Linked DNA regions of Homo sapiens: region 2 is linked to region 1. A link is a contact called in ENCODE Hi-C or POLR2A ChIA-PET data. All regions are on one chromosome and are shown on one strand. The core of a region is the stretch at or near the end of the contact, and the rest is flanking DNA. Distances in the headings are between cores, read along the strand shown. Region 1 overlaps LOC105377043 (a long non-coding RNA gene). Region 2 has its middle 200 kb from the start of CTNNB1.

Region 1 (6,425 bases), core at 2,813-5,312:
AAAGGCAAGCTTAGGAGAAGTTCAGTAGAGTAGCAAAGATCAAATTGTGTATTAAATTTTCCAGGAACTAAAACCTTGCTCCCTCTGCAAACCCAGGGGAGGCACCTCCAATCAGTCAGCACCAAACAGTGTTCCCAGGAGAAAAGCAATGCCTTCAGCTTCTACTAGGAATTAAGAAAACAGAGTACTGAGACCAATTTATTATCACGCAGTTGGATGATAGGAAAATGAAAACAAAGGTTAGAGGTGAACATTATAGAGGAGCCGAGTGGCCAATGGCCAGAGAAACTTCAGGCAACAGAAGGAACACTGGGCTGAGCAAAAGACTTGGATTCTTGTTCTAGCTCCATCTCTCTCCCTTTGAAAATGCACTTGAACCCCTCTGGGCTTTATTTTTTTTTATTTATTTATTTATTTATTTATTTATTTATTTATTTATTTATTTATAAAATGGTGGGGTGAGGATTTCTTCAAGCTAAGATCTTCCTGGCTTGAAGCTCTTAAAATTTCTTGTTACTGCAGTCTTCCTAAGACATTCCATCTGATGGTTTATTCTTTTGACTCTGCCATTTTACTCAACTAAACCTCAAAATTCTTGACTATGGAAGCCTCCAGAGGTGTTGTTAAAGCTTTAACTCTTTCATTAAAAGCCATGTGACTTGCTTTATCCAATGGGAGGTTAGTAGATGTGACACAAACAAATGCTCGAAAGAGTACTTGCATGTTTCCATTTACGTTTCTGTTCTTGCCTTCTGTCATCACCATGACAACATGCCCAGTCTGGCTCCTGGAGGATGGGACACACAACGTGGGAACCGGCAAGTCACCAGAGTCATCTCAGCCAAGATCAACCAATAGTCAATTACCAGGAACGTGAGAGAATTCTGAGACCAGGACTGCTCAGCCACCTCTGCCTAAAATACCAACACACAGAACAGTAAAGTGAATGGATGTTTATTATCCTAAGCCACTATATTTTGAGATTGTACCTCATGCAGCACTATTATGACCATAGGTGACTGATATAAAAAGTAAGGAATTATGAATCATAAGAAAAAGATGAACCAAGGAAAGAATCAGCTTTGAAGAGGTGGTAAACTATGGGAGTTGGGTATGCTTTTCTGCAATGATCTTGTCTTATTTTCTTTTTTTTTAAAGGAAGGCCTACCTGAATAATTCTGTGCAGGAAGATAAAAGCAAGATTAGAGTGAGACCTATTCAGGGAGGTGTCATTTTGTGAGCAGTTCATGACCATACCCAATAATCAGGGTCTGTCTACATATCTGAATTTTAATCCTTACATATATGGCCTTAGATGAACTAAAATAATTATAAGAAGTTGTGTCATTGTAGACTTCTATTAATAAACATATACCTACATATATACATGTTTATGCACAAGAATCAGCCTGTATAGGCATATTTACCTAGGCATATTCATTGCATAGTGCTCTCATGGTTGTGACTTGGGTGGGTGTAGCAAAGTGACAGGCCAGGATCTCACCACATAGGAAGAACTTTGGTCTGGCCAAGACAGGGCCAGCTAGTGGCCTCCCTGCCATTAGCTCTGTCTGCCACCCAAGACAGAAGAAGCCAACAGTCCAAAGGGACATAGCAGCTTCATTTTGGTTCTAGTTAGTGGTGCCATAGAAGAGGAACAGGCAGATAGGATCTCATCTAGGCCATGAGACAAGCAAGAGTTCTCAAGAAGGGTAGACTCTTAGAAACAGGAGGCCAGTGAGACATGGATCTAAGAGGCATAGCCAGGTAGAAGCAGCCCTAGTCAATGGCTAGAAGTATAATATCCCAATAAAAGAGGCATTCTTAGAAAGCTGGGCAGCATCTCAGGACCACACATGATTGGGGAAAAGGGGTTGGTGAGGGGCAGACCCAGCCAGTTAGGCCTGTAGGTGCTGGGACAGGGTGGGGGATGCATTGTACCCACAGAATAAAGCCATAAGGGTGAATAGCAAGAGCCACATTGTGGATCACCCTGGAGCAGGTGTCAGAGTGAAGCCTGACATATGGAAGCTCTAGGAACACAATGGTAACCAGGGGAATAGAGGAAGAAAGAGAGGTTTCAAGGCCTCAGTAAAGCTGAGACTCAGGAACAGCAGGTGTGCACAAGTGCTAAGTGGTCTGGATTAATTCACGAGCTGGGTGCCAATGCCTGGCTCAGCTTCTATGGGCTCCTGGAGGATCCTTAAGAGGTGATAAAGTTCAGGTAAAGACAGTGGACTGGGACCAGGCAGAGCCTGGGATCCTGGGGTCATATCCAGCCCATTACCAAATCCTGTCAATTAAACTTCCAAAATGTCTCTGAGATCTGCCTGGGGCTCTCAGCATCTTTCCCACCATTGTCTCTTGTCTTGATTTAGGCAGTGGTCCTTACTTGTCTTCCTGTACGGCTGCCAGAGGGGAATTTTAAATATATAGTTTGGATTGCATCATTCTCCCTGTTTAAAACCCTCCAAGGCTTTCTGGATTCTTTCCCAATAGTTTCAAACACTTTACTCTGAGCGTCTTTGTCCCATGCATGCCATTCTCCCCCTTTCTTGCAGCTGCAGACACAGTGACCAGGCCTTGGTTGTATGATGCCTCCAGCTCGTTTCTAAGTTAGGACCTTCGCTTTTGCTCTTCCCTTTACCTGTAGGCTCTTTCTCCCGCTCCTCATGGGGCTGCCTCTTTCTCTTCATTCAGGCCTCAGCCTCAGTGCTACTTCTTTAGTGATGTCTGCCTGCGTTACCCAGTCTGAATGAGTTTTTTTTAACTTCCTATTCTACACATTTATATAGAAATAGAAGTGGCTTAGAATCCCAGGCCTTCCTCCCTGCACTGATCCCATGTCCTGGGTCTCCATTACTCTTCAGGTTAGGTATGAGAAAACTGGGAGGCAACAAGACAATATGTGTGACCTAGACTTCATGGAATTAAGTAAACATCAAACATTAGCAAAGCCACAATTTGTGGTCAGAGAAAAATTGCTAGAACCAGAGGGACATTCAATAGTGGAAGACCTAAAGTGACCACAGGGGCAAGGGCCTTGAGTGATCAGAATCCTGTTGGCAACTGACAGCCTGGATGATATTCCTTGTCCTGCTTGTCATCAGGGAGGCTCAAGCCCCTCCGCCCTGCCGCCACCTCTGCAGGGCTGAACACAGGCACTTTGTATAGGGAAACTTCAAAGACATTTTTCAAAAAGCAAAACCAGAGTGCACTTATATCTCAGAAAAAATGAGCTCCACTTGAATTTCCAACATTTCACAGATTTATGCAATCACACTTAGGTACCAAAATAACAGAGCAACAGAAATAGAGTTACTGAACTGTAATCAAGACAGAAAGTCTCCATATTTTAAATACTGGACATTGAACAACTTCTGTATTTAGCAACCCAGCTCAGACACAAGAAAATGATCAATCCAATGTGAGTTTGTTTATACTGATTTGGGAAAAGCCCCTTCATGGACTGTTGAAGGAAGTAAGATAAAGATGGAACCAGGGCAATGTGAGGAGATTCCAGAGCAGACATTTATCCTCAGCCTCTTCTGTCGAAAAGATGCAACCATTCCTTAAGAAGGAGGGATGGGGAGTAACCACTAGACCCATAGGGGTTAAGCCTACATATATTTTGTAATTTGCTCACATGTATTTATGCATCTTAATGTGGGCATAATTATGAATTTAATACATGCACTTAAATAGAATTTTCTGAAGACATTGCTTTAGTGACTCTTAAATACTGGTTCCAACAGTAGGAAGTTCAAGTGCAATGGAAGGGCAGTAAAGGGAGACACTTTGGAAGTGGGCAGTATCTTGCACTGTTATTGATACCATCTCAAGGAAGCAGCCTTCTAAACTGCTGCTGGATAGGGCCAATTCTGCTCGGAATACTGTATAGTATATTGCAAATGGGATTAGTCTGCTGAAAAGCTAACCCTATGTTCCAGGAAATTTGACTTTCCATCACAAATGATGCTAAGATCAGGCCCCATGCCAGAGGGAGAATGGCCTGAGTGCCAGGCATTCACCCGAAGGGCAAGGTCTCTGGAGGCTGCTGCACATTCTACAGGGCGGAGTCAGAGCCCTTGCTTGGAAAGGGGACTCCTGAGCCCTGGCCTTGGGTGTGCCCCACCCCACCCCCATTCAGCTTGCACCTTCCCTCCCCCATCTCCTAGTCCCAAGGCCAGGCATCTAGAAAAGCTCTCTCCTTGTTTTATCTGGCAGAACTTTGGGACAATAATTGGACTGAGTTCAACTGGCCAGGAAACCAAAGCCCAACAGAAAAATGCCTCATGAGTCCTGCCAACCTCCTGCTCCTTGCCAGGCCCAGTGCCGGACAAACAGCCCTGCTAGCGTTTGGGTTTGCGAGAGGAAGTACATTCCGTATGTGGAAGCTACATAATGGAAGTTATGTACTTTTCGGGAACTGTATAAGCAAGCACAACTGCTGCTCCCATTATGTGGCTCATGAAAGAGTTTTCACCTCCTGGGCTGGAAGGGAGTTGGTCTGTCTGCAACAAAGGCGTTTGCCTCTGTGGCTTTCTGAAAAAGAATGTGTGCGCTTGTCAAAACAGAACTTTCCTGCGTACTTGGAAGAGTGGGCCTGTCTGCCTGCCAGAAAGGAGCAAGGCTCAGTTTGGTTAAAAAGGGAAAAAAATTCCACTAAGCAGCCCCATTAGCCACTGCTCAGAGCAGCCTTCTTCTCTCACAAAGACATTTGTTCACTGTTGCAAAGCCGGCTTCCCTAGCAATTTCCCACTACTGCAGTTTGACTCGGCTGGAAGGTGGAGAGCTGGCATTAGGGATGAGTGTTTTCCCATCATGGAAAGGTTAAACAAAACTTTTCTCTGTGGTGGTCCAGAGCCCCAGGGCTCAGAGAAATATGAATACTGTGTTGGTAAATGCTCTCACTATGTTTTTCCGATCATTTTTTTTTTCTCCAAAGTAGGCTGCTGTTATTCCTCTAATGGTAGTGGAAAAACAGATGCAAAGATAACCTGACCTGGAGCGAGGCTTTGAAAACCCACTTGAGTTTTAATCAGCTGATTGTGGCAATGTGGCCCTCCTCCAGAAATTTGCTCTTGGTTGACCCCTGCCTATGCAGCCATAATAGCATGTTCAACCAAAGCAAAGCCCAGGGTTCAAATCAAGTATGACTCTATGAGTAAAGTAAATCACACCAATTTTTTCTACAAAGATGTTCTAACTTCAGTGTGACTGGCAAACATTCACTTCCAGGACCTGATAGTTCCATTTCCTTAGTGGCTCCAGGTTCCCAAGGGAATCTTCATGAAATTCAAAATTGGACCTAGAAGAGGCCATCCCATCCTCCTCTGTGAATGGATCATGTTTTCTCAAGACAGGTCTCCACAATAGAACAATTGAGACTACATGTCTATTTTAAGCCCTTGATTGTGAGAATTGCATCCATTTAATTTGAGTAGTTGGGTTAACTTTCCCTAGCCAATGACAATTACCTCCCTGGCTCCTGGGTAGAAAGGAAGAAAGAAGGCAAGCAGAACCTGGGGCTAATCTCACAATGACCTTGTTCTCTGTAGTTGCTTTGAGATGCCACAGCCCTCAAGCAACTGCCTAAATTTCACCAATGAAAGTCCTGGTAGCATGGAGGGCATTTCAGATTGAATTCCTAAAACTATCATTGGGGGCTCCAGGACAATAATTAATATTATTGCAGCTGAGAATTATTCTTTAATCAATTTATGCAAACTTGCTTAGATGCACGTGGGAGTTTCTGTTAAATAATACATGCAAACTTACAAATGGTTTATCAGTATCAGTAACTCAGACCTGTGAAAGTGATTGCTTTGCTTTGTAAAAACATGCCTGATTCCTCGGAGGTCTGAGGACTAGCATGGAACACAGTACCTGGCCAATACCATGGACTATTTTATCCCAGGCAAAACTTCATCTGTACTTGAGAGGTTAAAAATCAACAACTGGGTATAATGATAATTAGGGACAATAAATGGAACTTCAGGAATAACCTCCTGTGTTGTACCTGCTGATCTCCAAGAGGTGTCAGCTGCTTGGAGTACCCTGTGGTTCATGACAGTTTTGGGATAAAACATAAAGTCAATAGTAAGAAGCTACAAGTGGGGCCAGATTGTAATTCAAGAAAAGTATGTTAAATTTAAGAAAAACAACAGCATGCATTTAGTAAGTATGCATTTAACGTGAGCTAAGAAGATGCTGTGAGTATTAGGTGTCTCCTCAAATTAGCAAGAACACAACATTCCCTAAGCAGTGTTCTTTCCAGAAATAATTAAGCCTGGATTTAATCATACATCTAGATCTAACTACCAGTTTACAGGAAATTCAAGAGATAGAGGAACACGCTAACCAACATTATAAGGAAGAAAGAAGCCAAAACCAGAATATGAGGAATTCTATGGGACAGAGAA
Region 2 (6,425 bases), core at 2,312-4,811, 120 kb after region 1:
GTGATCTGCTCAGGGCTCTCACTCCCCTCTCTCTGCAAGGAAGAATGCTCAAGGAAGAATGCTAGTCCAGCCTCAGCTACGTCTTTACTGACAAACACCCACAAGCAGGCCTTATCCACATTCTAGCCTTTGGGACATCTGAAACAGCCTCTGGGGCACCTCCTGCTCTCCTAAGGTTTCCGCCCAAAAAGAGTGAGGTGGCTCTACAAGGCCTGTGACCATGAGGTGATGAGGAACGCCCCTAACCACCCCCCAGCATCAGGGACGCTTTTGATAACAACAGAGGGGCCTCCAGCTGTGCTGTGAGGCAGACACTGACCAGCCTAGCAGGAGGTCAGCAATGTGGGTGGAAGGGAGGGACCAGGAGATTGCTATCCCATAGTCACACTGGATTAGGGGCTCTGCATTAAAGATCACTCAGAGTTAACAGCAAAAAAAAAACAAAAACAAAAACAAAAAAAAGTGCAATCAAATATGCCAGAAACTGAATTCCCACAACAACCCCAGGCCATTTGCATTAACATTCCCATTTTACAGATAATGACACAGAGGCCCAGAGAAGCTCAGTGGCTAGTCAGCTCTGAATTCAAACATATGTCTTCTCTCCACAAGTTTCTCCCACTCTGCCACACTTGTGGATCCAGGGTTGTATTTCAAACCAGTAATTCTCAGCCTTCCCTCTGCCTTCACATTGTCTACATTCCAAAGTTCACCCATCAGTAACTTCCCAAATTACACACAGGGATTCTCCACCAGGGAGGCAGAGAGGAGGCCATGTCCCCACCCCCCCACCTCTGCAGTGGGACCCATTAGAGGAAGTGTCTGGTTTGAAAAAGGCTCCCCAGAACCTTCTAAAACACCCTCTAGGCCACTTGAGTATCACTGATTTAATTAAACCAAAAGACACAGGCCAGATCACATAATCATTTTCCTGCCCACATAACTGCTATTTCCATTCCCAGGGACATTCTTGGAGTAACATTTGACACACACACCCCAACCCCAAGCCTTTATTCCTGGATTCTTTGTAATGTGGGAGTTTATCAAAGAGCTGCATTTACTAACTAGAACACGCACAGCCGGGGCCAATGTGGAGGTACAGACAGTCATGTTAGAGAAGACAGGGGCTCTGGGCTACCTGGGAGCAGAGAATGGTGAATTCAAAGATGAAAAGGGGTGGGCACCGGGAGTGAGGGGTGGGGGAATTCTGCCCTCCCCGCCCACCAGGGGGTTCCACCAAGGACAGGAAGGATACAGCAGCAGATGAGGACGGTGTCCCAGCCACATACCCTCGCTGCACGCTGGAGGACTCCTGCAGCCGGTGGATGCCCACCTGCTGAGGCTCTCCGTCCTGGGCCTCCGTACCTGTCGACCTGGGGGCGTTCTCCGGCCACAGGCACACGCCGGGCCCACATACAGCTTAGGTCTGAAAGATGGGAGAGTAGATGCCTCAGAAAGTTTCTCAGACAATGAGGGATGGGAGATAGTGAAGGAAACTCCAGTTTGCTACACCTTGGTGAGAAATTCTGAGGTATGTTCTACCCTGGTTCCCAGAGGGCCCCAGCGGGAGGGAGCCCACTTGCCCGCAGAGCACTGTGCTCATTAATGCCCCTTGAATGGGTTTCTCCTCCTGCCCTGACTCACTTTCCCACTCCCTCATGGCTGCTTTCTGGGATCACCTCCCAAATAAACAACCGGCACCCAAGTCCTCGTCTCAGGGTCTACCTTGCAGAAACCCAAATGAAGACACACACACACACACACACACACACACACACACACACACACACACACTTAAATGTTTTCAGTCCAAGCTCTTCCTCAGGCTTCAGGCTTCAGTACCACACACCAGTTGTCTACGGGACACTCCCATGACACCCCAGCCGGACTCCTTGTTTTGCCCTGTGGACTCATTCTCCTCCCTCCTCTGCCGAGTCAGTTAACTGCATGAGGATCCTTTCCTAGAAGTATCACCTCCCGCTGACCTCAGGGAGTCATTTAAGTGACCCAATTTGGATAAAATGAAAGCCAGGATCAGTTTTTTTGTTCAGTTATTGGGAAAGAAAATCTCTTATTTCCATCCCCAAGACATGGGGCTGCCGTTTGTGTGTGTTTGTGTGTGTGTGTGTGTGTAAAGGCAGAGCCTACTAAGAGTGAAGAAGAGGCTGAAGCTGTCAGGCAGCTGTTACGGGTTCTCTCCGCTTCAGGGTGCCAGCCGCTTCCAGCTGCATCTCTTTGCCCATGGGCTTTCTCAGAACTCTCCGAAGGCTGCACTGCCTGAGTGCCCAGCAGCTGGAAGCGCCGGGGAATTAATACTCCCTCAGGGAGGCCCTCTACCATCGACTGATGGGAATTGTTGCCCCAGCTGCCTCGCCCCTCAGGTGGGTAACACTGAGGCATGCAATCCACCAGGTTTCCCAGAGCTGCACTGTGGGATTAAGCTCCAGATACCCACAGGGAGAGCTGGCTGGATCCTGCACCGCTTTTTGGCTATCTTCCCTTCCCTGTCTCACTTCCCCACACTCTCACTGGTACCTCCTGCATCTTCCAAATCACAGTCAAATTCTTGCCTCAGGGTCTGCTTTGGGGAAACCCACATTAAAAGGTGGCAACACCAAGGACACAGTTAAAATAACAAAAGGAGGCAAGGAAAAGTAGTCTCAGTCATCATTTGAACCCTGGATCAAGTAATGTCTGAGGCAATACAGCATTTTTTTTCCTTAAACAAACCTGGTATTTTTTTTTGTCAGTTGCAACACTGAGTCTTAGCAGATATATCTAAAATTGTGCAAAAACCACTGGACAACACTGACACTGCCATTCCAGATCCTTCACAACGTGGTTCCAGCCTTAGCTTCTCCAACACTCTACCCCACCCTTCCCCACCTCCAGACACAGACCAGACTGGGCTCCTCACTGATAGTGGAAACCCTCCATGCACTTTTGTACAGTCAAGCCATTTCTGCCACTAGGCACATCCCACTCATGCACCCAGCCCTTCTCTGTTGGACCAAATGCCATCCATCTTGCAGGGTTCGAGTCTGGAGCCCTCTTTGCTCCCTTTACCCAGGTCAAAGTCTCCTCCATTTTCTGGCAAGATATTGTTCACTTCTCATGGCACTTTCCATGTTCCTCTCATGTGTATAATAGCAAGAATTTTCTATTAAAATTACCACCTGTCTCAGACAGGAGGCTCTGGATGCTGCTCTTGCCTTGTGTCTAGGTCTGCCTAATGGTTACACAGGTGTGTTCACTTTGTGGAAAATTATCAAATGATGTGCTTCTAATGTGTGCACATTACCTGTTAATAAAATCATTTATTTAAAAATAAAATATCAGCTGCAATCTAAAGTTCTCATGGCAGAGGGAAAGTCCTTTTTTCCTTCTGAGTGCTATGATACATTTGGGTTATACAACTTGAGGATTAGGAGATGGCTGAATGACTTGCCCCCAAGGAGGAAGAATTGTGGCTTCCCAGAGTCGGGAAGAGTGGGTGAGCAGGATAGACGGAGGAAAGGAAGAACAACCACATACCCACAAGGCGATTGCCACTCCGTGACTCTCAGCTTTCAACACATTATCTAAATTCACAAAATGCTTGGCACAAGTGGATTTTTTCTGGACTGTGGTAAAGTGGCTTAGTTCCATGTGTCCACTGACGCAGAATGAGATGTTGTTAGCATACTTGATTCAGGAGTTGGCAGTAAAGAGCCCCAAGAGAGGGTAACTCTGAAAATTAGTGTTTGTCACTGGGAGGACGTCAGACTTTATGGGGCCAAAAAATTGGATGTTGAAGCCAAGTTTAGTCCCTACCAGAGGAATAGGAATATGATACAGTGTTCTCAGTATGTCTTTTCTCCTTTATTGGTCTGTAAGGTTCTTGAGGTTGAAAATAGCAATTGGATGGGTGAAGAGAGAGAAATATTTCCCCTTTACTTGTCCTCTTTTCTCAACTCTAAACACAAAAAGGTGCCGACCAAAATATTTTTTGCATGAAGTAATGAAAAATAGAGAAGAGGGACTTGGTATTCTTGGATAGACAAGAATTCTCCTGATATAGAAGCGCCTAAACAGTATAAAGAACAAAAAAATTATAGTTGAAGACGAGGCTGAAATCTCAGTTTAACCACTTACTAGTTGTGTGACTTTGGGCAAGTCACAGCCTCTCTGAACTTCAGTCTTTTCATCTATAAAGTTGGTGCCTAAGGAAATAATTTTATAAATGGTAAACTGCTTTTTAGATTTCTGTGTTGACAGCATTGTTTTCAGGACCTGCATTCTAAGCTGGCAAGGCTTGCCTGAACAGTGTAACTTTTCTGCACACAAATTCCTCCCCCATGAGTTTGTAAACTCTGGCACAGCTGGAACAGGTATCAAAAGTATAGAAATGCAAATATTCATTGATTGAATTCGCACAGAGGTGTAAGTGATTCTTGGTAGATTCGTTCCATAAAGAATAGGTTTTCTTTGATGAAAGGACACTGGGAATTTTAGCAGGATGGGGAGAGGCCACAAGAGAAGGGACTGGGGCCACTGGCAACTTCATTTCAAATGCCATTAAGAAAAGGCCCTCATACCTCCCCTGCTGTATCATCACTGCTATGTGTTATTGTCATTTGTGTTCCTATCTCGTTGAAGTAGGCAGATGTTACATGAACTTTGGATAGAAATGAACCAGGTGTGAAATGTGTCTTCTCAAAGTAACACCTGCAGGAAGTTGCACCTGGCCCTTCTTCTCAAAGTGCCTCCCAGTGAGGGAGTGATGTTTGCCAGATGCACCCTTCCAGCATCCCTGTAGGGCCCTACCCAGTAGTGGGTGCAGCAGTTATCCTGTAGATCAGGCCTTCTGACTTTTGGGTGGCTAAGGAATCCCTGGGAGTTTTGTTTAAATGAAGACTGTAGTTCTGCAGGACTGGGGTGGGGTCTGAGATCCTGAATTTCTGACAAGCTCTCCCAGGTGATGCTCATGCTGCTGGTGCATGGACTGTGCTTTTAGGAGCTAGGCTGCAGAGGCTTGTTAAATTAACAAATGAATGAATAAGTAATAAATGAATTAATTTGTTAAAATTCCATTACCTATATTATCAGTCGTAGCTCTTTCATCTACTAAGAGACTCTTACCTGTCTGCCCCTCCCAGGAAATTGCAGGTTATTATTTGCAGGCAGCTGTCTGACAGGAAGCCAGGATCTGTCTTCAGCCATGTGGCCTGTCTCTGCTTTTGAGCAGCAGCTGCCTACCCCTCGGCCCCCACACCCCCAGCCTGTGCCCTGTAACTCACCAGGTAGCATTTGATGTGAAGATGAAAGGACCGGCACACCTGGGTGTCTGCCCCACTCTCCAAGCTCTACTTCCTCGACATCAATCAGTCCAACCCTCTCACTGATTCAAATTAAAAGCTGAGCTCCCCAGCTCCTGCTGCAACAAATTCTGGTTCACAACTGAACCCAACACCAGCTCAGCCTGGCCCAACCCCAAGAATAGGTGGTGGGACCAGCCACTGGTCACTTCCTTGCTCAACCTCTGGGGACCAATTCCATGGTCAGCTGACTGTCATTCTCTTCCTAACTTCCCAGGTGCTGTGTTGGACAGCATCTGGGAATGGGACAGGGAGAACCCTAAGCATCTTCAAGGTGCGCATAACAGCACATAGCCTGCCAGCTGGTTCACCTCAGAGCAGCCCGTGGGCACAAGTTTTTTTCCAAATCCCTAGTATTAGGGTATGCTCTGTTTTGAATAGTATGAGCTAAGAGCTTGGCACCTTGTTTTCCATGGCTTCTCGCTGCACAAGAACCTGTGTCAAAATGAGTTACTGAGGACAAGAACGCCCCTTCATCTCCAAAATCAGCCAGATTTTTAACTTTCGGGTTCCTTTTGACATATACCCCTTATGGATATGAGTAATACCCCCTTTTTGGAGGACTTTGGTGAACAAATTTAATCCATATTTGTTGAGCACTAAATCTTAAGCCCTGTCTATACTGTCGAGGACACTATGGTCAACAAAACACACAGGTCCCTACTCTCCCAGAGCCCACATTCTAGTGGGCAGGGAGAGAAAACAAACAAGTCAATAAATAATTAAGATATTTTCAGGTAGCCACAAGCCAATTGCAAAGACAATTAACTGTTGGCAATTTGTATGTCTTCTTTTGAGAAATGTCTATTCAGTTGCTCTGCCCATGCTTTAGTTGGGTTATTTATTTTCTTGCTATTGAATTCTGAATTTCTTATACATTTTAGATATTAACCCCTTATTAGATATATGCTTTGCAAATATTTTCTCTCATTCCATAAGTTGTATTTTCATTCTGTTGATTGCTTCCTTTGCTGTGCAGAAGCTTTTTAGTTGGTTACGATCCCATTTGTGTATTTTTGCTTTTGTTTCCTGTGCTTTTGGGGTCATATTCAAAAACTCATTGCCTGG

The links. Hi-C counts contacts between places; a loop is a spot of excess contacts on that map. ChIA-PET counts read pairs that join two places held with the same protein, here RNA polymerase II (POLR2A). Pooled maps may share reads with other maps.
Region 2: a map of ascending aorta shows a loop between it and region 1 (9-fold over the local background). The contact joins two enhancer-like sites. A Hi-C loop is called at or near these places in 4 of 168 maps with a recorded cell type or tissue (aorta, ascending aorta and tibial artery) and 6 of 50 pooled maps. POLR2A ChIA-PET finds 5 or more read pairs at or near these places in 2 of 52 experiments (OCI-LY7 and SK-N-SH).

What each region holds. Positions count from the first base shown.
Region 1 is chr3:40,873,714-40,880,138 of GRCh38, forward strand. The region is part of intron 2 of LOC105377043 (a long non-coding RNA gene); the gene reads left to right. It overlaps LOC124906230 (a long non-coding RNA gene), which reads left to right. Exons shown (of 3, transcript XR_007095887.1): 3 at 780-2,610. Among named protein-coding and RNA genes, the nearest start is that of CTNNB1, 320 kb to the right of the region's middle. Within about 2 kb of position 4,063, at least 25 of the 41 ENCODE cell types and tissues checked have a DNase peak (open chromatin) inside an H3K27ac peak, as active enhancers do; they include ascending aorta and tibial artery, where a contact is called at or near this core.
Region 2 is chr3:40,997,035-41,003,459 of GRCh38, forward strand. No RefSeq gene overlaps it. Among named protein-coding and RNA genes, the nearest start is that of CTNNB1, 200 kb to the right of the region's middle. RefSeq lists an enhancer at 858-1,815. Within about 2 kb of position 3,562, at least 2 of the 41 ENCODE cell types and tissues checked have a DNase peak (open chromatin) inside an H3K27ac peak, as active enhancers do; they include ascending aorta and tibial artery, where a contact is called at or near this core.